5 separate regions of the Mus musculus genome follow, and regions 1, 2, 3 and 4 are each linked to region 5. A link is a loop called in an ENCODE intact Hi-C map of the cell type or tissue named here. Cell type or tissue: heart. All regions are shown on one strand.

Evidence for each region. Peaks named below come from ENCODE experiments on the same cell type or tissue, not always from the same donor. Only the 100,000 strongest peaks of a DNase experiment are listed, where the experiment ranks them.
Region 1: it touches region 5 in a loop (5-fold over the local background); 3 of 42 quality-filtered maps call a loop at or near these places.
Region 2: it touches region 5 in a loop (7-fold over the local background); 30 of 42 quality-filtered maps call a loop at or near these places.
Region 3: it touches region 5 in a loop (2.0-fold over the local background); 3 of 42 quality-filtered maps call a loop at or near these places.
Region 4: it touches region 5 in a loop (6-fold over the local background); 10 of 42 quality-filtered maps call a loop at or near these places.

The regions. Positions count from the first base shown.
Region 1 is chr10:116,772,424-116,777,423 of GRCm38, reverse strand. Myrfl (myelin regulatory factor-like) reads left to right here. Exons shown (of 25, transcript NM_001033333.3): 23 at 1-80; 24 at 401-475; 25 at 610-879. The coding sequence ends at 696. Among named protein-coding and RNA genes, the nearest start is that of 4930579P08Rik, 46 kb to the right of the region's middle. In heart, no CTCF peak of the experiment used is centred here; a DNase peak (open chromatin) is centred at 2,893; H3K27ac peaks cover 265 bases; H3K27me3 peaks cover 533 bases.
Region 2 is chr10:116,316,431-116,321,430 of GRCm38, reverse strand. Ptprb (protein tyrosine phosphatase, receptor type, B) reads right to left here. Exons shown (of 32, transcript NM_029928.2): 5 at 3,802-4,065; 6 at 1,829-2,098. Among named protein-coding and RNA genes, the nearest start is that of Ptprb, 18 kb to the right of the region's middle. In heart, a CTCF peak has its summit at 2,017 (motif pointing right); a DNase peak (open chromatin) is centred at 1,990.
Region 3 is chr10:116,475,166-116,480,165 of GRCm38, reverse strand. No RefSeq gene overlaps it. Among named protein-coding and RNA genes, the nearest start is that of Kcnmb4, 4.1 kb to the right of the region's middle. In heart, a CTCF peak has its summit at 2,895 (motif pointing right); no DNase peak of the experiment used is centred here.
Region 4 is chr10:116,263,718-116,268,717 of GRCm38, reverse strand. All of the region lies in intron 13 of Ptprr (protein tyrosine phosphatase, receptor type, R), which reads right to left. Among named protein-coding and RNA genes, the nearest start is that of Ptprb, 35 kb to the left of the region's middle. In heart, a CTCF peak has its summit at 1,948; DNase peaks (open chromatin) are centred at 1,667 and 1,917; H3K27ac peaks cover 2,605 bases.
Region 5 is chr10:116,205,787-116,210,786 of GRCm38, reverse strand. The region is part of intron 6 of Ptprr (protein tyrosine phosphatase, receptor type, R); the gene reads right to left. Among named protein-coding and RNA genes, the nearest start is that of Ptprb, 93 kb to the left of the region's middle. In heart, CTCF peaks have their summits at 2,359 and 2,567 (motif pointing left); DNase peaks (open chromatin) are centred at 1,886, 4,176, 4,646, 4,956 and 1 weaker place; H3K4me3 peaks cover 438 bases; H3K27ac peaks cover 567 bases.

The DNA.
Region 1 (5,000 bases), 570 kb before region 5:
AATACACGCTAGGGAATATATGTTTCCGCAGTCAACGGGAAAGAACCCAGAGCGATGGAGAAGATGCTCAGATGACACAGGTAATGTTTCCTGGCTCCTTAACATCATGTCCTGGTTCCAGCAGAGGTTATTTAGGACTACAGCCTCTGCTCCCTATTGAGGGAAGGATGCCTGGAACCAAACACCAGTGCCCCTTCTTAGCTGAACTTGGCCACCTCGCTTGGCTCGGCATCTTCCTTGCATCCTTAAGAGACCACAGACTGTTCTAGCGACATAGATCAAAAACCGTTGTCCTAGAGCCTCTCCTACAGTTGTCAAGGGCGTGCCTCCCTAGCCTGCTCTCCTTCCAACTGAGCTGTAACATGTGAGCTGAGATGGGCGTGTCTCCTTCATCTCTTAGGGATACCAGCACATTTGGAGGCTTCCCGTGGCCCGGTTCTCCGACAGCGCATACCATTTCCGGGTAGCCGCACCAGTAAGCAAGCTCCCCCCACCACCCCACCACCCCCGCCATTTTTCTTTTCAGTAGGAAATTAAACTCTCAATAGATAAAAGAAACACTAACGATAGTTAACTTTCACACTGGTCTTTCTCTTTTCTCTTTTCCAGGATTTAGCCGACTGTTCGACGGATCCTTTTTTTGCTGGGATTTTCTTCACAGATTACTTCTTTTATTTCTATCGACGTTGTAACTAATTTGCTCAAGTTTGAGGAGGACATTACCACAGAAAAGCACTCAGGGACAAGCTTAACAGAAGCTGCTGTTTCTCTCACAACTTCTTTTACTTTTCTGTCAAGCACCCATATCATTTTCTGAAGGACCCTTTCAGGTTTGGCTTCCAAGGGCTTCCAATGAGGAGAATAAAGTGTTTGCCAGAGACTGAGAAAACACGGTATTCGATTTTTGTCACAACTATGAAGGAAACACTTCTCTGGTGGCTCTGAAAACACAGCTTCTCTTATGGAAGAAGCACAGAGGTCAGAATAAGCCTGTCTTGTCTTAGCATTTTGAGGCTTTTGAGAAGAAAAGGCCATATTGACTTGGACCCACTAAATACAGAGATTTTGTGACAGGGTTGGGGAGGTGTGGAGCTGTCGGAGAGGGTGGATATTGTGTGACGCTGAGCTTGAATTGAGGCAAACTACTGTGTGCATGCAAGTGTGGTATGTGTGTGTGTGTGTGTTTACACATATACATATATGTAAACATTAAAGTACAACTCTGGCTCAATAATGAAATCCTTTGCTACCTTTGATGTGTATGGAATTTTCTGTGCGAAGATGGCAAAAGTCCCTATTTCCAGAGCCTTGTTCTGCCTTGTGGCACAGTCCCTTGGATGTCAAGGCTGGTGCCTACCGCGGTCTCCTCTCCTTCTTTCTGCCCACTGTTCCCAGGACTCCACACAGCATGGCATAGCCCTTTGTCTTGGGAAGAGGGAATAAAAGGCCATCCTCTGGGGACAACCACGTCCTGACCAGATTCCACCATGATGCTAGCTTTTCGGAAGCTGAGTGCCAAGTCACACGTACTACAGCTCCATGTCACAGGACCGTGGAATGTCAGGCTTCCCTGGAAGCCACTTCCATCAGCGGATCAGTGAGAATGAGACTGTTTGATGTTTTTCGGTAATCGGGAGTAATAACACCTCTATCTGATACCACGAAACATGTGTCCTTGTTGAAACATGTTGATACTGTGACCTTGACAAGCTATTGAAGACTTGATCACTCAGTGGCATTTTGAGATAAACTTCGTAACACAAAAAAGGAGTGTGACGTAGTGATTGGTTAGGAGCTAAGATTCTGTGGCTGACTGACTCGCCCTGGAGTTCGAATTCTGGCTTTATCTGTGTCTTCTTAGACATGATCCTTAAGTTCCCTACGTCATATGAGGAGCGGGTGACTCGGGATATATGAAAGCCTCACCGGGCGTGGTGGTGCACGCCTTTAATCCCAGCACTCAGGAGGCAGAGGCAGGCAGATTTCTGAGTTCGAGGCCAGCCTGGTCTACAAAGTGAGTTCCAGGACAGCCAGGGCTGCACAGAGAAACCCTGTCTCGAAAAACCAAAAAAAAAAAAAAAAAAAAAAAAAGAAAGCCTCAGTTAGGATGAAGTAGGGACAGCAAAGATAGGTTCCTAAGCAAATATGGGCTGTTCTTGAAGTCCTTGAACACTGTGGACAGATTACAGTGGGATACCAAGGCACAGAGTAACTAAACACACAAATAATGAAACATTTTCATCAACCAAACCCCGAACCACACACAGGACACAGGCATGGGTATTATGTCCAGGTTAACTTTCCTTTTTGTATTTTGAAAATAGCATACCCCTTGTGCAACAGAGGAGAAGGTAGCTAATTCTTGGGAGCAAACATTTCATGGCCCCCCAGTTTCCTATATTCACATTCAGAGATGCTTCTCCTCAACTGTGGCATCGCTCGTCCACACACACGGCTTGGTGCCAGAGTCCCACCATCGTCTGAATAGACTCAGGTGGTGGCCTCGGGAGACAGGCTCACTGATTTTACTTTTCTCGTAAAGAAATGTTTGCTTCAGCATAAATCTCATGACTTATTCAGACCTCTGCATGGCAGACACCGTGGGCAGTTTCCACATCTACTGTGGCTCAGCAATGCTGACCCTACAGCAGTTTCTATAAAGAGAGCACTGTCTTACATTAACTTCCATTAGAAGCTTGAAGCATTGTTTTTGTTTGTTTGTTTGCTTTTTCCCACGGAAAATGTACAGGAGAGCGTTAAAAGGCTTGGGAACGGATTCAACACAGCCAACAGACTTTTGGTGACCTCTGGCACATTGACATCGGTTATTAGGAGAACAGATGCTGTTGGGAGGTTCTGTGTGTGAAGTGCCTTTCCAGCTGAGATTGCTCACTGGGGACCATGCTGCTTCCAGCCAGGCAGCTTTTCCTCATGCCGGGAGATGATCGTCTTTCCACCTGAGCATTCCCAGTCGCTAGCAATTAAAACACCCTTAACAGCTTTTCTCAATCTCATTACCTCGTGATTGTGAGGACAACAGATGAGTCCTGAAAAACATACACATTATAAATGTGTGTGCATGTGTGTGTGTGTGTACGTATAGTATGTCTCTCTAAAGCATTGTGGTGACTTAATGCAATGTGACATCTTGCTTGTATGGGCCCCAAGAAGAATGGAAAAGGGAGTCTGAATAAAGTGTAAATGAAATTCTAGGTTTTAGCTAGTAATCATGTGTCAAAATGACTCAAATGTGTAAAGGGCAGCATATGGCTAACTGGAGAGGGGCTGTGGAGAGGCTGAGGTAAGAGTGAGGACTGCACTCGTGTGAGGACCTACGCTCCAGTCCTCAGCATCCACATAGAAAGCCAGGCATGGGTGCTCGTGTGACTGTGCCCTTGGAGGATGGAGACAGGCAAATGCTTCAAGCTTGCTGGCCAGCCGGCCCTGCCAAAATGATGAGCTTCCAGTTCAGTGAGAAACCCCGTCTCAAGGGCAGACGGCAACAGAAGAGAAATGCTCACACACTGATGCCTTTCACTGGCTCATATGCAGGGAACACAAGCATGTGTCACACACACACGCACACACACATGCACACACACACATGCATACACACATGCATATGCACACACACACACACATGCATATACAAACACATGCACACACACGGGCGCACAAAACACACACACACACATGCACACACAAGAAACTGGGCAATGGGCTCATAGAAACTCTGAATCCTTTCTGATTTTTCTGCAGGCATAACACTGTTGTAAATAAGTTTATCTTTGAGGCATTCATAATAGCCGAGCAGGAGTATCGCACACTCCCTAAGCACCTCTGATCCCATAGTGGAAGTTTAACCTGGGAAAATACATTTAAGACAAGTTTTAAATTTCAAGGTACTAGTTCCCTGCTTTGCCTGTTGCTTAAGGTCAGATTCTGTGTATCAACTTAATTAATCCCCAAGAATAGAGTACTATAAAATAACCACACAACATAAGCAAGTACAATTCTAATAACTTCTGTGACTTATAATAAAGGTACTTGAGTGTTGGGGCTTGGGATTCAAATGGTAAATACTGGCCCCATTAAGGCTTTGAAAGCTATCTGGTTTTTTAAAATAACCACCTGTAACAGCTGGAATGGAGATAGCCAATGCTCCAACAACAAGAAAAGGGACAATGAAAAATTTAAAAGGGTACGTAGCTCTTATTAAATTTTCATTCTTCTTTTCCTACACAATTTCTAAAAAAGATTTATTTATTTATTTTATGTATATGAGTACACTGTAGCTGTATATATGATTGTGAGCCATCATGTCGTTTCTGGGAATTGAACACAGGACCTCTGCTCGCTCTGGCCCACTAGCTCGCACCAGCCCTGCTCCCTCTGGCCCCGCTTGCTCCGGCCCAATATTATTTATTTATTGTTATATGTGAGTACACTGTAGCTGTCTTCAGACACACCAGAAGAGGGCGTCAGATCTCATTACGGATGGCTGTGAGCCACCATGTGGTTGCTGAGAATTGAACTCAGGACCTCTGGAAGAGCAGTCAGTGCTCTTAACTGCTAAGCCTTCTCACCAGCCCTTACCTATACACTTTGTAAAATTATTTATTTCTCTTTTATTTTTCTGTGTGTGAGCAGGTATAATTGTGTGGATTTCTGTGCCCCGTGTGCGTGCAGAATTCTGCAGAGCCGATGAAGGTTTCACCGGTTTCCTGCAACCGGAGTTGTGAGCTGATGCATGAGTGCTGGGATTTGAACCCAGGTCCTTTGGAAGACAAGTCAGTACTCTTAACCACTGAGCCCTCCATCCAGTTCTCTCTTTAAAATAGAATCTCACTCTATAGTCTAGCCTAGCCTGAAATGTGGGTGATCCTTCTGCCTCGGGCACCCAAGTTCTGGTAATATAAGCTTGAGCCATGATGCCTTGCTCCCATAGAATTTTTGACTTTCATCTTTAGTGATAGAATCTCAAGGGTATAGCAAGTCGT
Region 2 (5,000 bases), 110 kb before region 5:
TTTCCTCAAGTTTTAAAATTCAGGCTGAGAGACAGTTAAGGGTTTTGCTGTAGACTCTTGGGCGAGCAAAGCACTTAAAATGCCCTGCTACATACGCGCAGGGCTGAGAGTCGTCTTTCTGACTCCTCCAGCAGTGTGGCTGTGAACCTTATCGGGAAGGAACAATTGTTTCAAAGCTAGAAGATGAAGTTGCACAAAAGAAACCGAAGGGGAAAAAATATATAATCTGAAAGCAAACTCAGCATGAAATAAATTAAAATCAAGGTTGGAGGCTGGGGGTGTGTGTCTTAGTTAGGTTTTTACTGCTGTGAATGGATACAGTGACTAAGGCAACTCCTATAAGGACAACATTGTAATAACTGGGGCTGGTTTGCAGGCTCAGAAGTTCAGTCCATTATCATCAAAGTGGGAACATGGCAGCATCTAGGCAGGCATAGTGTAGGAGGAGCTCAGAGTTCTATGTCTTCATCTGAAGGCTGCTAGCAGAATACTGGCAACCAAGAAGCTAGGATGAAGGTCTTCAAGTCCACCCCCACAAGGACACACCTACTCCAACAAGGCCACACCCCCAAATAGTGCCATTCCCTGGGCTAGGCATACTCAAACCATCACAGGGTGAACCTGGCTGTTCATTCAGCTTACATTTCCAGGTTGTTTTAAGGTGACTGGCAAAGCACTGGGGCACAAGGAAGACATGTGTACTGTGAGCCCTGAGAGTGCCTTGGCTTAAGCTGGCTAGAACTTTGACCATCATCCCCTTGACGTTAGTACTGGAGGATGAAAAGGTCACTGAGAGACACAGGTGGTGCCTTAAGGGGCTATCACAGCCCTCCTCTTTGGTATTCTCACAAGAACATTGAACCATCACGGCAGTCATTTCTTTATCAGGCAGGACTCAGGGAGATCGATTTCACTTTAATTATGGTCTGTTCTGCATCCCAACGGTCACTATAGAAACGCTGGAGGATAACTGTCATACTTGAAAGCTGAGACAACAGGTTCCGGTGTTTGTGATTTGCCAAAGAAATTGCAATATAATGGGGGCAGCAAAATGATCAGAATCCATGGATCCTAACCCACCCTTTCCTGTCATTCAAACAGGATGCTAATCGCCCTACCCGGTAAGAGAGATTCCCAAGTTAGTCAATATTAGGTCAAGGCAATGGTAACTCGGTTATCAGCACTCTTTGAAAGATTTGTCTTTATTCTCCAATTTTATCTTTTCTGTTGTTAGTAGCATTTACAATGTCTTTCCTTGGGGCTGGAGAGAGAGCTCGGTAGTTAAGAGTGCTTGCTGCTCTGGCATAGGACCTGGGTTCAGAGGCCAGCACTCAGGTTGAGCATCCCACAAGTGCCTGTAATGTCAGCTCTATGGGATCCTCTGCCCTCTGCTGGATTCTGGTGCTCATTATTGCCCCACCCTCCCATCCCCCTGCTGCAGCTGCCGCCACTTCCCTCAACACACAGTTTAAAACTTTTATATATAGGTTTTTTTTTGTTTTTTTTTTTGAGGCAGGGTTTCTCTGTGTAGCCCCGAAACTCACTCTGTAGACCAGGCTGCCCTCAAACTCAGACATTCACCTGCCTCTGCCTTCTTCGACTGGGATTAAAAAGCCGAGAGCCAGCATTACCTGGCATAAAGATAAATCTTCAAAATGTCTTTTCTTTCATGAAATGATAGCCATCAGGAGTTCAAAACTGACAAAGTTAAATGTTTGCAACTTTGTTAGCCTTATAATAGCTCACCTTTAGGGAGTACAGAAATAAAACATCCGTGGCTCTATGTAGCAGGCAATGAATTACGTTCTGCCAATCAGGTTTGATTTACCTGTCCTGCCTTGACAGCGCTCGGAATTCCGCAGATTTCCGCTCTCAACAATGACTTCTATCTCATACTGTCTTCCTGGTATGAGCTCCAAGCCATCCAAGGCATAGTGCGTTTCTTCCTTTCCCACTGTGGTGTTGAGCAAGACCAAGGATTCATTGAAGAGCACGATACGATAATGCTCCCAATCTCCAGCAGGGGGCGTCCAGTTCACTGTAAAGGACTTCATCCAAATCTCGTTGTAGGAAACCAGATTCCTCACTTTTTCTGGAACTAAACCAGGGGGCATGCGGAGAAGGTATTGAAAACAAAACAAAAACAAAAAATTAAGAATATTGGCTTGCTTTTTGTGGGAAGCGATATAGAGAACACAGTGTTTGCTATTGATCACATGTGTATTGCCTCCTGATTTCTGAGTAGGTGAGTTCTCTCCCTCTCCCTTCCCCCGCCCCCCCCCCCCATTTTGAAGACATGTGAAAATCATTCCAATAACGGGGGAAAGTTATGCAGTCTCTTGCCACGCTGTTCATAGCGTCGCGTTGCGACTGCTGTTTTCCACTGCTTGTTTGCCAGTCCTGGAGATCATTAATGACATCGTATCTCATGGTGGCGAGACTGACAAATGGGATAGCTTTTGAAAAGATATTGTATGTTGTAATCGTGAAACATCCTCATTTATTTTTTAATTCCAATGGGAAAGAACAAACTTCATGCGTATGGCTTTGGGCATGTTTTGAGTGCACACACTCAGAGTCTCTTCAAAAAAGGACCAAACAAAACCCAAGTGCTTCGCTTACATCTGAGTCTCTTCAAGTTCAGCCCCTTGATGCCTCCCTATGGCCACCGCCTCTCCTTCCCTTTCCCTTTCAGTGTGTTCAGCGGTCTGTCCTGTCAGCTGACCTCTCCTGAGCACTTGCACCTCTGAGCCTCTCCCACCATTCACTCTCACAGACATTTCTCCTTTCCCGGTCCATTTCCCAGGAAGTTCATTCCCCTGCAAGGCCATTGCCCCTAAGCTTCTACTGATCTTCTGGGAGAGAATATTGCTCTTGGTCCCTTTGGCCCATATAGGTCTTACTTGAGATCTCTAATGGCACTGAGACTGGACTCAAACCACCTCCTTTAGATTCAAGTTCCAGTACTTTCCTGGCCAGATTTAATTATTCCAGTTAATCTGCACAATGTCTATGTTAACCGCATAGCTCTTAGCTTACAGTTTTCTTGCAAGAAATACATGAAATAGGTTTAAAGTGTTTGTGCAGGGCCTAATACATGAAATTACCAATGCCATTGGCATTTTAAAAGGCATCTATTCTAGGTGTGTGTGTGTGTGTGATATCTTTGGTTAAAATGTAGCATCTATTAAGCAAAAGTCAGCAAATAATCCTTTATTGAACTACATAAATGACCCCTGAAAGATTTTATTTTTATTTTTAGAAATAAAAAAAAAGCCACCAAGTAGGCTGGCCCACAGGGTGTGCTTTGCAGAACCTTGCCTTAAAAGCAATAGCACACTGTAGCCACTTTCACAAGGCGCAAGGTTCATAATACAGCAATTTACTCAAATAAAGAAAGAGATAAATGTTCATTGACATAAGTGAATAAAACTACTTATGGGAAACACCATGAGATGCTAAGTTGGCCTTATTATAAGAATGAACCAGAAATGCTTTCTTCACTGGCATCGGTGATCGTGGATTTGTGATACTTAGGTCATGGGGCATGAGAGAGCAGAGAAGAGGGACAACCCGCAGATCACACAGGAATCCAAGCACATTGGCTTAAATGACGCAATATATGTAATTAAAGCCTCTGTCTTATTCTCTGTGTGGGCTCTATCCCAGGGGCATTCGTGGTCATAAAAACCCTGCTTCTCAGGTAGGAAAAGAAGTCAGTTTCTCCATTATTTTTCCCTATTCTGAGCCATATCTGAGAAGTGATTGAGGCAACCAGAGACTATCCCACAGCTAACTCACCTGTTCTCCCCGCTGCTGACTTCTCAGCAGAGAGCTCACCAGAGATGCAGCTGATGGTCACTTGGTAAAGCCGTCCAGGGACTAAGTCCTTAAATTGAGTTTCAGTAACAGGAGGTGCTAATGTTTTGGATTCTTTGATGGTCCCTTGGTGAGACAGGGTAATGCTGTAGGAATCTACATCCCCAGGGGGTTTCTGCCACTTCACATTTAGAGAGGTCAACCTCCCGTCATTTGTCACCTTCAGATTTGAGACTTCCATGGGAGCTAAGTAGTAAAGAACAGAAAAGACAATTGACTCTTCATTCCTTCCCTTAGTATGGCCTCGTTTTGACCTAAATTTTAATGTCTACAGAACGTAGTCTTCGATCAGGAGAAAATCATGTGAGAGACAAAATGTTACTGGAAATCTAAGAAAGACAGTGCCATCGCAAGAGACCTATCTTGTAGTCAGCAGCCTGGTGGCACTTGTGGGCTGCCCACAGAACACTGGGCAGTTCTCTCTCAGACTCGCTGTGCGTGCTTGCTTACTAACAAATAAAGCTTGGCTAGAAGATTGTCTGTGCTCCTTTACAGCTCTGGGATTCTTTAGACAGAATTTACAGTGAGGTTTGCCATCTACTTAATTTCTTTGTGTGCCTGCACGTTTATTTCTTTAAACAAATCTACCCTACATAGGTTGGTTAGTTGGTAGTTGTACACATTTATATGCTCAAATACTTTATAAAAGGTTATGCGTGTGTGTGTGTGTGTGTGTGTGTGTGTGAGTGTGTCACATATGTGCAAGTGTGCACACACAGATGGTAGAAGAGGACATTGGTAACAGAAGCTCAAGTTACAGACAAGTGTGAGTTGCCCAGTGACAGTGCTAGCAGCTAAACTCTGGAAGAGCAGTAAGCACTCTTAGCAGTTGAGCCATCTCTCCAAACCCATTGGAATACTTTGTATATTAAGTCATGATAAAGTTCAAGAGCTGTGTTACTCGTTCATCAAAGGGAAAGTCATGAGAAGAGATAGTTTGATGAATATTTTTCCTACCTCTTACACATGCTGTAACTATGCCTGAGGACATAATACAAATTAATACAGTTTCACTACAAGACAGTATATAGCATGGTGATTTTGCACAGGATTCTCAGAAGGGTAATTTGTTCTCTCTCTCTCTCTCTCTCTGCCTTTCTCTCTCTGTGTCTCTCTCTCTC
Region 3 (5,000 bases), 270 kb before region 5:
CCGTGACCTAAGTGTCCACAAGAGTGTTGGATTATGAATGGTTGTGAGTCACACTGTGTGTTGGGAACCAAGTCCAGGTCCTCCCCAAGTGCTCCTCACCACTGAGCCAACTCTGCAGCCCTAGGATGTGACCTCCTAATTTGCATAGACAGGTCATAAAATGTTAGGGTAGTTTCTATTTATATTTGACCTAAGGGACATCTTGGCCACATAATATTTGTCTTAATTTATAATAAAGGACTTTTTCCAAGACAAATTTGTTTCTCCTGCATAATGGAAATAATTTTGCTAGTACTTGAGTTCTTCAAGGAACATTTGGAAGAAATGCCTTTAATTCAAGGGTGATAGGATTTCCACAAGTGGCTGAGTTAGTTTAACATTGTGGCCTCTAGATACGCATAATAGAAAAACTTAGGTAAAACCTTTAAAATTACACACTTCAATATGAAGACATATGAAGGAATGACATAAATAGTTTCATCTCCTTGTGTATAAAAATAAAGATTTGGGGCAGCCACAGTGTTTCAAAGCTACCTTTAAATCTGCTACATACTGAACATTTATTTTAAGATGTAGTTTTAATTACCATATGTAGCGATGCATTCATTTGGTCTGGTTTTGAGTTGTTAAATATTTCCTCCTCCTAAGAGAAACATAACTGTCATGTTTTAATGTCTGAACAATTAATATTCCTCATATATGCTATTACATAAAACATACCTTTATTTAAATGCCATTTTTGTTACTGTGCTTAAGAAATATTTCTACATTTACATTATCTAAAGCTTTGGGTTATTCTTGGTTCATTCTAAATGTAGATCTAAAATTTGTATATTAAATTAGTTTGACTTGCAAATCCTATTCAGAATAGGAACTGTCTACTGAAGATGAGCCAATCACTGCCCTGGCTTCTCGACATTTACAGTGACAGCCCTGAACAAGGTCCATTATCCCTGAAATACTTGCAAATTATATGGTGTGGAAAAGGAAGGTGCAGACTCTTGTTTCATAGAGCATTAAAGTGGGGTTTCCTTTCCAATTTTGTATCATCCTTTTTCTTAGAATTTAAGGTAAGGGTATAAAACTTTAGTGTCCTAAATCCCATCAAAAGAAACCAAAGTAGCAGGAAAATGTGCCTGAAGAAAAGGTCTAGGGTAACCGAATGGCTGCATATGTCTTAATAGGAGTCAATTCTTTCTAGGTTGTAAGAATAAACTCTTACAACTGTCTTTAACCTAAATAAAACGAGATGATGTAACAAGCACCACAATGTTACAGCGAGGCACAAAGACTAAGTTATAATAACAGTTCTATTTCTTTAAATGTTCCAAAGACAGCAGTGGGTAGAGGGTAGGGATCAATGTATTTCCTATCATTAGATGTGTGCAGACAAAGACACGGAAATCTTACTGGAAATACCAACTTCTCTCTCACATAAATGGGGTAGGATTTCCTTCTACTCTAGAATAATTTAGTGACTTTTGCCAATGCCTGTTTATCTTTGTGTGTGTGTGTGTGTGTGTGTTTGTAGCTTGAATCTAAGCAGGAATATGATTCAGAATAAATGGGAGCTAGATTAAGCCATGAGCCCCAACATTCCTCTACCAGTTGTCTCCTTCATAGGTTTCCTAGTGCAGATGTGGACCAACCCTTGGATATAATGTATTTGAAATTTATTTTTAATATATCATCCTGGAAATGCTAATCTCTGACTTTGTCCCTCATGAGATTAATTTCGAACATTTGTGAGTAAACCTAGTTTGTAGAGTCATTCAGCAAATGTATGCCCATGCCCCCAAGGATACTCCCACATGCCACTGTGGGGAGATGTTCTCTGGATTTGAGGAGTATTTTAGAATACCCTTGACTAGGTGTTTATTACAAAGCAATACAAGTTTTTTTGTTTTGTTTTTTAATTTTAGAACAACAGTTCTATTTTAATCCTAGAATGTTAAAAAAATAATTCTACCCCAATCTTTTCATTTGAAATTATTGTTGATTATATCAGATGAATAGAGCTGGGGCCAAAGCTAATACTCCTCTTTCTACATAAATATGTATCCCCTATAATAATTCATTCACCATGAAAGATGGTGAGAATTTAGGAACTCTAACACTAGCAGTGTTTTTTTTTTTTAAATAATAGAGCATTAATATCTAAGCAATGATGAGGGTGAGGCTTGTGACGTCACACCCTAGCTGAAACACTATGGCTGTTGGGCAAGGAGATTGTCAGTTTGGTTCAGGGCTTCAGGCTTCACCTGGCTGTTTGTTCATGCTCCAGTGGGATGGCCTGTGCACATACAGCAACATTAAGTGGACTCAGTGGGTTTAAAAAGAGTTCATGAAGTTGGGGAGGGAGGGGTTTGGGGGTTATGGCAAGGTTGGAGGGAGGGGTGGGCTTGATCAAAACATATATGCATATATGAAATTCTCAGTTTTTACTATTAATACAAGCTGCTTACATTTTCTGTGTCTGGGATCTTGCTTATCTGTGCTTGGCCTGTGTACAAACAAATTTCAAACTTTTAAAAATAAATTACTTTAAAAGTATTTGCTGTTTCAATGAGGTGTAAGGTCTTAGGGGGTGTCTTGGTTAATTTTGTACTAATATTTTCTAAGTATCTGGAAGTACTAGTGTTCTCAGTTGTAGTATGTTCGGTGAAGTAGGTACTATTTATGTCTGGAAATTTATTTCAAATCTAAAGCCTAAGGAGATAAACATTTAACAATGGAGCGAAACAAAATTTGGTCGTAGCAGGCTAGAAATCATTTAGTAACACTGAAAAATCTTAAAAGTTAATCTTTGTACTTTAAGTGTCTGATGTTTTGCTTGCATGTATCACAAACATACAGTTCTTGAAGAGTCCAGAAGAGGGCACTGGATCCCCTGAGCTGGAGTTAACAGACTTGTGAGTTGCCATGAGTGGGTGCTGAGAATCAAACTCTGGTCCTCTGGAAGAAAGTCCAGTGTTCTTAACCACTGAACCATCTCTCCTGTCTCCTGCAACCTTTATTTTAAAATTATATTATTATTTTTTAAAGATTTATTTATTTTATGTATATGTACACTGTAGCTGTCTTCAGACACACCAGAAGAGGGCATCGAATCCAATTATAGATGGTTGTGAGCCACTATGTGGTTGCTGGGAATTGAACTCAGGACCTCTGGAAGAGCAGCCAGTGCTCTTAACCACTGAGCCATCTCTCCAGCCCAATTTTATTATTTTTAAAAACGTGTGTGGGGGTCTGTAAGTATTCGAGAGCTGGAGGAAGGAAGTATCAGATCCCCAGAGCTGGGGTTGCAGGTGATTGTGCACTGCCTACATAGATGTTGGTCCTCAGAAGAACTCAGGTCCTCACAAGAACAGTATCTGCCCTTAACTGCTGAGTCATCTCTTGTCTTAGGGTTTACTGCTATGAATAGGCACCGTGACCAAGGCAACTCTTGTAAGCACAACATTTATGTGAAGCTGGCTTACAGGTTCAGAGGTTCAGTCCAGTATCAAGGCAGGAGCATGGCATCATCCAGGCAGGCACAGTGCAGGAGGAGCTGAGAGTTCTATATCTTCATCTGAAGGCTGCTAGAAGACTGGCTCCCAGGTGGTTAGGAGAAGGCTCTCATTTCCCACCCCCACACCTACTCCAAGGCCATACCTCCTAATAGTGCCACTCCCTGGGTCAAACATATACAAGCTGTCACATCTCTTCGGTCCCAAACTAAATATTTTAAAGTTAATTACGTGTGAGTTGGGAAAATAAGATTTCTATAAGATTTTCTTTGTTGTATTACTAGTTTCTTCCTCTCTTGTTATAGTCAGTAGCAAATGTTTAAAACTTTTCCAAAATGTGAATTTTAATGAAAAGGGTGTTAAAATATGGCTTCCCCCCCTAGTCTGTGTAGTTAGCTATGCACGTGTTTACTATGTTTGTTATAGAAAGCCTCCACGATGTGCTGATTCTGGAAATGACAGACAGGAACAACATGCTCTGTTCCTATTCAAGTCTTGCATGCATGTGAGATTGGATGCTGCACTTCTAACGTAAGCCACAGAAGTTTCCCGTAGAGTGTTGATCACTAAAGCAAACCTATAGGGGCTTTAATGTTCATCTTGGGGAAGGTTTTGCTTTTCTTCTAAATGAAAGCTCACTGGGGCTTGCTCTGGCTTTGAGAGAACCATTGGAGACAACAGTGTTCTATGAGGGAGTCTGGTGCCGAATGGTGTGTCTTTCAGTTTCTGTGGATGGCTTACTATTCATAGGGAGGTCTCGCTTCCTCTCCTGTGCAGTCTCTGCCCTCCTGGGAACAGAAGGTGCCAAGTTGACCTGTGGTTCAACCTTTCCGAGGCCCCCTGGGTTCTTCCTGTCCTTCTGACTTAAAGTCAAGGGTTGAGCGCTTTTCTGATACAAGCAGCCTAGGTGGGAATGTTACAAGGCAGCCCTACCACTAGGAGAAGAAACTAACACGGATTTCTAGTGAATCCTTCAAAATAAAAAAGTTGATTTCGTCTGTGAAGCCTTCAGATCTGCTTCCCTTACCACAGAAGACAAGCCAACTTATATAGGAAAACAAAGAATCAAAATGAAATGTTTGAATAACACAAAGCTGGAGAGAGAACAACAGCTTCTATCCCTGTGAGAATAAACAATGAAGAAAGTAACTGAACTAACATTTGAGTTAAGACAGAACTCCCTGGCCCTGGTTTCCTAGGTTGTAAGCAGTTTTTGTTGTTGTTGTTGCTGTTGTTTCATTCACAACACTTAAGGCGCCCAGGAGACACTGAACTGTGAAGTGTGTAAGGTAATGGTGTTACGTTACCCTTAGGGCTCTGTCCTGGGCTTGCTGCACGTTGCATGAATTACTTTATTTAGTCCCTTAGCCTTAGCGGCCCTGTTCCGTGTTTATTCACCCACCCCTCGTCCCCATCTCCAATCCCAGAAGAGGTTGCTTTTTTGAAATGAGGATTGGCATCTGGAATCTGTCGAAGGAAAACACTCAG
Region 4 (5,000 bases), 58 kb before region 5:
CACAGATGACTATCTCAAAAGACAAGAAGAAAAGTAAACGGAAAACGGTAAGAACTTCTTACTTCTGCCAGTGGTTGTGTGTTTGAAAAGGTCTGGAAAGCCACGTGTGTCAAGTTCATTACCCATGGGGACCAAAGTATGTTAAGAGGCCAAGACAAAGCAAGAGCAAACTCAGCACACACTGTGGTCAAGATAAATCCTGTCTCCATGACTTACTATCTTATTACATCATCTTTTTGAGCTCAGTCTTTTCATATGCAAAACCACAGAGGCTACACAACAGTTGGACCTACCCGACTTAGCCCTGCTGTGAGGAGCAAGAGAGATAATCCATTTAAAATGCTTAGGGTAAAGCTAAGATAAGTGCCTGTGAATACCACCTTATGAATAGTATCCTTGAAGAATAAGCACAAGCTTGGCCAAGAACAAGTTGGTCCAGGTTGGTCAAGTCTGGATGGAAATGATACAGATATATGTCTACATAAAGAGACAGAGCTATAGAGGAGGCACCTGGTACAACAGGAAGCAGTAGGCTTGGAGCCTGGCAGATTTCAGGCATAAGTTCTTCCTTTTAGACCTACTAGCTTCGTGACTCAATCAATTGATGTTTCTATTGTTGTCATTTTGAGACAGAGTCTTGTTAAATAGCCCAGGCTTGGCTTGAACTCCTGCAATCCTCCTGCCTCAACCTCCCAAGTACTGAGATCACAGGAAAGCTCTGACTTATCTCCTCCCCCACAACCTGGCTTTTCTCACTTATGAAGTAATATGAATGACAGATGTCATCTCATTATGAGCATTAAATGTGTCTGAGTACCTGGTTGTCTAGCTGCAGGACAGTCACAGAAACCCCAGGAGTCCCTAGCTCCCAGTGTTATCAGGGAGGAGGAGGAGCCAGGGATCAAGAGAACCTGTCAGTATTGTAACCTGTCACTAATGTGACTGCGTGCTGGGTGGCTTTTCTCATCCGTGACCGGTGGAAGATTTTTGTCTGAGAGAAATTTTCCACTGCTCACACCCACAAATGCTCTGGAAAAGCAAAGTATTGGCTGGGCAAATGAATGTGTTACCTAATAAGGCTTCAGGGTTTGCAGGGATTAATAGATAACTCACAAATGCTAATCACAGTGGCTGCTGGTGCTGAAGTACAAAATAACTGCTGCCTAACTTTGTTCTTCCAATCACTATCCACTTAACACTATACCTGGGACTGCCATGGTTCACTCCCAAGCCCTGGTGAGGTTCTGGCTATGCCCGCTTGGAAAACCAGGGTACAGATACTAGATTATTTGTTTATCCTGTCTGTGTCATATGCTCTGGAAACAAAGTAGCCACATTCATTGTCGAGGTGCTGTGGGGTGGCCATAGAATAGGAAGACAATTAACCAGCCCAGAAGGATGCAGATATGCTATCCCTCTAGACATGCCTTCAAGAATCTCACTGGCTCTGTCAGACCCAGAAATCAGCTGGGGAAGCACGTTACTGTGTCAGCTGGGGGTGGACTCAAGCTAAAAGAGGGGGAACGTAGGACTCCCTTGCCCACGCTTTGCAAGTGAGACAGTATTTTGGGGGGAAAAAAAAGCAAGACAAAAACTCTCCAAGCCTCAGAGATACCCAGGGGAGAGCTTTGTGACCTTTTGTGACCACACACACACACACACACACAGAGCCTTTCCTGCTGCACCGCCCAGCCAGTATCCGGTCTAATCAGTAGACAGAGGGAATTCTGCAGGGGTGACTCACTTCTGGGCTAACAATGGAACGCTCAATCCTTTTTTTTTTTTTAATTATTATTATTTTCAAATCTGGAATTCTTTTGGTAAAGTTTGGTACAGTAAATTTAGAACAAAAGGTGTAGAAAATAACGAGCCTCCTGGGTAAAGCTCCGATAGCTTTGGCGTGAGTCAAGAGAGGCCGAGTCTGCTGGCCCGGTGCAACGCCAGCTGTGGGGTGTGCCAGCCACTGCACCTAGAGTCTTTCCAGCAGATGTCATGTCAAGAAAGGAGACTCTGGATGGGTGTGGTGGCATGAGTCTGTAAAACCCAGTACATGGGAGGTGGGGGGCCAGATGATCGGGAACCTGAGGCCAGACTGGGCCACATGAGACCCTGTTTCAAACAAAACAAAACAAAGCCTGGTGTGGTGGGAACGCCTTTAATCCCAACACTGGGGATGAAGAGGCAGGTAGATCTCTGAGATCGAAGCCAGCTTGGTCTACAGAGGACGGTCCAGGAAAGACAGAGCTACATGGTAGAGAGACCCTGTCTCAAAAGCAAAACAGAACAAAAGAAAATCAAAAGCAAGGGACACCTAAAACATTAAGCATCCCTGAATTTGATCAGGTATTTTGTGGTGTTGTGGTGTGTGTTCACGTGCACACATGCACACATATACATGGAAGCCAGAGAACAACCTCAAATGACATTCTTTAGACACTAGCCACTTGTTGTTGTTTTTAACCAGGGCCTCTCATTGGCCTTTACTTTCAAGATAGGATAGGCTGACTGACCAGTGAGCTGCAGAAATCTACGTGTCTCCAACTTTTTTTTTTTTTTTTTTTTGCTGTTGTTGTTGTTTTTTTTTGTTTTGTTTTGTTTTGTTTTTTTTTTCGAGACAGGGTTTCTTTGTATAGCCCTGGCTGTCCTGGAACTCACTTTGTAGACCAGGCTGGCCTTGAACTCAGAAATCCGCCTGCCTCTGCCTCCTGAGTACTGGGATTAAAGGTGTGTGCCACCACGCCCGGCTATGTCTCCAACTTTCTAGTACTGGGATTGCAAACTCATATTATCACATGCAACTTTTTCTAAACACAGGTTCTGATTATTGAACTCTGACCCTCAGGTTTACAAAACAACATCAAGTCAGATCAAATCAAAATAAAATAAGAGATGCCTTACCAACTGAGCCCAGCCCCTCAGACCAGGTTTTTTGAATGTAGATACTTTCTCTGAAATAGCAGGCTATATGCCTGAAGTATTTGCTGGGAATAAAAGCCAGCACAGAGCAAGTAATAGTTCAACTACAGCTCTAATATTTTTATATGGGTTTCACATATACCAGGTTGGATTTGAACTCTCTATGTAGCTGAAAATGACCCTGAACTTCTAATCTCCTGGACTCTAAAGTGCTGAGATTATAAACATGAACTCTATTCCTGGGTTATGTAGTGCTGGGGATTGAACTGGGGGCGGGGGGACGGGGCAAGCTCTCTTCCAGTTAGCCTGCATCCTCAGAACTAGCTCGAGCATCGTTTTTAAGATTTTTTTTTTCTCCCTGAAAGTTATCCCTCCCACCACTGAGTAAGTAGGCTAAAGTCCAATTATCTCTTAGCCGGAATGAAGAAATAGGTTGCCCTGGCAATCCTTGGAAGATTCCATTGTGAAACCTGTTTTACAAAGAGGGCCTCTTATTAGGCTCTCAAAACCCAGGATGTCAGGAAAACACACACCAGCTTCCAGGATTTCATCTCTAGATGTTCTGGGAATAAAGTAACCCAAAATTCAGAATTCTTGATCCCCCCCCCCCCAATAAGGTCTTTGAAATTCACTTACTAGGTGTAGAATTGTGGTTAGGTGGGGATATAGAAATGCAATAGGTATCAGGCTATGCTTGATAACATTACAATAAGGAATAGTAACTTTAGACCTGGAATTATTTTGGCTAGATTTTGGAGTCAGGGGCTATTTGAGGACACACATTGGAACAGGACATTGATGGCATGTATATTCTTTCTTTAAGATGGGCTGGTTAAAAGAAAAGCAGCTTATCGAACCGAGGTGAGCGATGAAGACATCCAAACAATGCCATGCTGTACACCGGGAGCACTTTCTATTTGCCTGGGAAACTACGAGCGGAGCCCCTGGATGCCATTCCACTCGAAGGCCCCCAAGGTAAGAGCACCCTGAGTCAGCTGCGGACTTCAGCAACTCTCAAAAACTGAGCGTTAGACAGATTGCTTCCTGTTCCGGTCACGGGGATCAAGGAATGTGATAAAAAGCCCTAGATCCAGAAGTTTCACTTCCCAGATTCTGTTTTCAAATCCTCCCACTTATCAGAGGTTCTGGGGGCGATGGGGGAGAGGGAGGTGTACAATGGGGAAAATGCCTGCAATCAATCTGCACTAGCACATAGTCCTTCCCGCCCTGCTGCCTGTCTCATAGGCTGCTTTTTAGCATTCTCTTGGGATGTCTACGGGGTGTGTTCTTTGGCGCATTTTACTGTAGATCATTATCATTTAGGATTATCACTGTGTGTGTGTATATGATGCCTGTATGTGTCTGAGTGTTGGTCTTTGCCTTTCCATCTCATCAGTCAGGATGTCTTTATTGTTTATCTTTGCATATGCAAGCCTTGCTGCCCCATTAGCTTCCTGCATTCTCCTGTCTGCACCCCGCACATCACTGTCGGACAGTGGTTCTCAGCCTTCCTAATGCTGCCACCCCTTAATACAGTTCCTTACATTGTGGTGACCCCCCCCCCCCCCAACCGTAACATTATTTTTGTTGCTGCTTCATAACTGTAATTTTGATACTGTTATCAAACAGGAAGCATAACGTAAATACCTGGTATGGAGATAGTCTTAGGTGACCCCTGTGCAAGGGTCATTTGGTCCCCAAAGGAGTCATGACCCACAGGTTGAAAACAACTGTCATGGGAGATCTTAGATTACAGATGCCTTCTATTTTGCCCTTCCCACTTCGATGGAGAATGCTTTGCTCCTGGAAGCATCTTCCCAGGCCTCTCCACCATGTTTTTAAAGGGACAAGGGTCTATATTACATTCAGTGTATAAGTGATGTCTGCCATGACCTCCCATCGCACAGCTTCAGCACCCATGTGAGTCCATTATAGAGGGAGATGCACGGTGCAGGGCTCCTGGTTGATCCAGTGCTACAGCAGCTGAGTTCTCAATGAACAGTATCTGTGATTAGAGGACTAAGCAAAGCATAACTGGCTTTCCAAGTAACACAAACTGATTACATTCTCTGTTTACTTTAAAA
Region 5 (5,000 bases):
TTCCTCCTCCTCCTCTTCCTCCTCTTCCTCTTCTTCCTCCTGTTCCTCCTCTTCTTCCTCCTCCTGTTCCTCCTGTTCCTCCTCCTCTTCTTCCTCTTCTTCTTCCTTCTCTTCTTCCTCCTCTTTCTCCTCCTCCTCCTGCACTTCCTCCTCCTCCTTCTTTCTGGTGACAGAACCCAGGCTTTGGGCATGCTCCGTGAGTCCTCTACTGCTGAGCTATACCAGAAGCCCCAACATTTCTCTTTTTGAAGTGCTGTCAAATGTTTTTGCCAAGTGGAAAGACTACTTATCATTCCTAGGAACAACATATTAAGTTTCTAATTTCCTCACATCCTTGTCCCTTTACAATACAGTCAATTATTATTATTTTTATTAGTAGTAGCATAGCAATCCAAGTGAAGGAAAAGTGGATTTTCAATGGGGCTTCAATTGCATTTTATTATAATTAATTATGCTGATGATATCTTTTGTGGCTACCAGTCATTTGTTTATCTTCTAAGAAGAAATGCCTGTTTTGATTTTTGCTTAATTTTAACTTGCCTTGCCTTCTTTTTTAGTTCTAAAGCTCTTTACATATGATAGACAGTAGATCTTTATCAAACACATGATTTATAGTGATTTCCTTCTATCTCAGTTGTCATCTGGTTTTCTGTGGTGGCAAATACCTTTATGTGCCGTCAGGACTGAGACACAGATGTGCACTACTTTAGCTATTGGGAGTATTTACATGAGAGTGTTTTGGATGAAATCAACATTCAAACCAGTATATTAGCAAATCAAATTGACCTTCATAATCTATAACTAATAAGTTAGGCATAGTAAGAGATCAGTAATAACTAACAAATATCAGTGCACTATAACCATAGCTACACGACTGTAGTATCGCTCTCAAGACCTCTTATTGCTTGCCCTTCATATCTGGTGATGTGAGCTGGTGCACCCTTTATTGTTGAGACAAGGTGAGCTAGATAATGTAGGCATTGGAATGCCGTGTGAGGCGAGCATAGAAGGGCTGTCTCAACACCAGCATGGGGTATTGCATTGTGTATACTACACACATATACACACACAAACACACACACACACATACATACAGACACACAAACACACACACACACACAAACACACACACACACACAGACAGACAGACAGACACACACACACACACACTTAAAGATGAAATAAAAAATGTCTTTATGGTCCACCTGCTTTATATATGAAGGCATCTGCTTTTTAAGCCTTATTGTTATGGGTTGTGACTATTTTATGAAGACAACGATGCTTTCGTTTCAGCAACAGTCTTCGGCAATCTAAATCCTTACGGTTTTTCTCTATTGTAAACAGGGCGAAATGCAGACAAATCCCTAAAGTTTTATAATGATGAGGGACTTGAATCTGTCGATGGAACATATTCATATCAGTTTGTATATATTAAAATAAAATAGGAAATGTGACTTTTGGACTTTTTTTTTTTTTGCTTCCATGTATCTGAGTTATCAAAGTCTATCAAAGCAATGTATCAAATGTATCAAAGAAAATGTATCAAAGACACATTTTCTATCCAAGCCCCTGTGTCAGATGAGGACATGCAGAAAAGTGTGAACTCAATAAAAAAAAAATTAAAAAAAAAAAAAAACAACTGAAATGCTTAGGACAGTCTGTTCAGAGGGACAGAGCTCATTAAGGGAATGCCACAGGCCAGTTCCTGGACTTCAGCTCCACACCTAACAAATTCCAAAAGTTCTTCAGACCTAAGCAAGTCAAAATACACTACGGAAATCATTTTTGACAAGAACTCTTGGGCTGAGCTTTAAGTAATCAGTATCTGGCCAGGACAGGAATCACCCAGTATCCTGTGGAGGGAAACAGCTGACGTGAGACCCACGTCGCTCGCCTTCCCTCTCCTAATCAGGCTTTCTAATGTACTGCCAATTTACCCCCAGGCTGTCCTCGATAAGGCCTCGGGGTTACTGGAATCCAGGGTTCACCAATGTGAAGTCCTGGGGTGTCGGGCTGCATCTTTTCTTGGAGTGTCTTTCTCCAATGCAATTGTGCTTCGTGGAGAAAGTTCTTTTCAGTTTGAGTCCTAAACTAACCTATAACCCCCATCTCCCACTAAATTGCATATTTTTCTATAGAGAGAAGAGGGCAGAAGTCTTTTTTTTTTTTAGACTGAGCAGCTCAGAGACGTCCAAGCACCGCATAGAACACAGTGAAGGAACGGTCAGAACCCTTCTCAGGGATGCCGAATGACAGTCTTAGGGGCTGCAGGCTTAAGTAGGAAGCCCTGCTTGGTGCATTTGGGTCTGAACCAGTGCAGTGCCCCCTCTGGATGTCAATTAGGGACAAATGGGAGGAGAGCTTTTTGGTGGCTCCTTTCCGGCCTTGAAATCCTTATAGGGCCCTTGATCCTTGTTTATTTTATTTGGCTTTAAATCTTAGAAGGGTTACAAATGTCTCAGGTAGGGTTTTTGATGGCAGAAAAACAGCTGCTTTAATGTTCTTTAAAACAAAAGAAAAAAAAAAGTGGCTCTGGGTCTCCCGCTGTCTGTGTGGCTCACTGGCGCCACCTATAGGTGGTAGGCAGAAAGGCAGCACAGATAATAAAATCTAAGTTCGTTCATAAGATACACTGAGGAAATGATACTATCTGTGTAATGCACACAGACATGGGCACACAAGGCTTTCCTAGTGCACACTTCTAGTGCTCCCTCTGCACATGGAGCCCAGTTACGGTTCTTTTGTTGTTCTGGGGCATTTTCTGTAGTACTAAAACTAGGCCTTGAGATGTTCTTATATATTTGAATATGCTCAACAAAGGGTTGTATTTCCTTGCTCTCTAGTAGATCCCAAACAACGTGACTTCCTGAAAGTCAAAGGTCAGATTTGGGAAGTCACTGGTCAGCAAGAGCATCTATACAGATTCAGTCTAACTTCTTTTTATCCTAAGCACACCAAGAGAAGTTAATATTTGTTTTTTTTAAAGAGTATATATTGCATAAACTATATTTAAAAAAACACTGGTCATAACACATTTCTTGAAAGAAACCTATTGCACACATGTATGGTCTCTGTAGCCTGGCTATACAAAATCTTTTATTATTTGGTAACTTCTGTCAAAAGTCCTAAGGCTCTCAACTTTAGGGGTGAGAACGATACAGGGGAGACCAATGGAACGGTTTTGGTCTGCCGGTTGATCAACATTATACAGTATGAAATTGCTGGCCAGGAATATATAACACCCACGGGACATGGCATCTCACTTGGGGCACTGCCATTGTAAGCCACCCTCTGCGCATGCTCCTCCTCATGGTCGATGGAGCCCTGGGCAAGAAGAACAGGTACACTGCAGATTGCTCCTGTTCACAGAAATTCTCAGGCAAATCAGAAGAGGAACTAATAGGAGTGTGCAAGCGTGCGAGCGAGCGTGGGTGCATGCGTGCAAGCGAGCATGGGAGTGAGCGAGCATGGGAGCGTGCGAACGTGTGTCTGTCTGTGTGTGTGTGTGTGTGTTTACATGCGGAGGGAGCACATGCTAGCTTTTCAGCATCCTTAGATGACTGCAGCAAATTGCATGTAGTCTGACTGCTTACAAGTATTTATTGTATGTCTTGGGATGATCTTGGCTGTCATTAAAACCAGGGTTATGGTTCTTCCAAATTCAGAAACACATGGCGACGTTTTCCCAGGCATGAAACATTTATTATTTTACTTGTCTGAGTAGTATACTGCTATATACAAGCAAATGGACAGGGCAACTCACATCCTCTGGATGAACTCATCTAGGAAGGGTATCTGTGGAGAGCCTTCAGTCGGCAAGGCTTCACTGAGGAGCACTAGATAGGATTCTCCAGTGACTCCATAGCCTGAATCAACTCTGGCTTTAGATGCCTCTAAAGACTGGGGTGGAAAAAAGTACTGAGAAATAGGAACAAATGAATGGTTTGTTCCCCAGATAATCCATCCCTGGATGGATGAACGAGCATAGCATCTTTGGAAAATTTACCCCGTGCAGGATCCACCAAGGACACCTTCCTACGCACTTTCCTGTCTTCTCACTACCACTACCCAGGGTACTTTGCGATCTTGTGCCTAGGCCTGACACTGGCCTCGGGTGAATACGAATATGTTTCCTGTGTAAAAGCACAAGACATTTTAGGAACAGGAAAGGCCCGTCCGGTCCAACATACCTGCCCTTTTTAGGTTTATCTCAATGTCACCTTCGTTCATCTTAGACACACATTTCTCACGATCCCCATCATAAAATTAGACGTGCCTGTTAATATCATTATCTTTAAAGTAATTCTGAAAACATCTTGGAAGCCTGCTGGGAGTTTTCAACTTTTCTATTTTATGGAGACATAAACTCCCAAGTTTGAAAACGGAGACTCCAGAGAAGTTTACTTTTAGGGTTGGGAAGGTCAGCTCACTTGATTTTATTATACACGCTTACAATTAGGAGTTGATTTATTCGTTACGTTCTGGAAACCAGCATTTTCTGTGGGGTATTTGGAGATAAGAGGTGTGTTCCCGAGAACAGACTCTCTCCTCACAGGAAGAGAATCTGTAGGAGGCCAAGTTCACAAACATCACAGACCTGTTTAAGAGCTTAGCATTCTTTGAGCTCCTTCCTGGACTGTTTCCCCGTTCACATCTGGAATTTACAGGAGGGTGAAGGAAGCTACGCTCACCGTCATAAAGAAGGTGGGAAGTTTATTCCACAAGTCAGAGACGCACACTTTCAATCAAAAAGCCCGAAGAGAGCCTCCTGTTCGGGATCTGGGGAGCAAGGGTCCTTAGCAACATTTGGTCCCTGTCTGCAAAGCTTATGTACCGAGTTCTCAATCTTTAGCCCTTACAGGTCAACAAACACTGAGAAGACACTGAAGCTGTCTGCCAGATGTCCACCACTGATTAATTTGTCTTAAGTTCAGCCAAAAGGGAAGAAAGTGTGACAGGCGGGGCTGGAACAGCAAACACAATCAACATCTGACCAACCA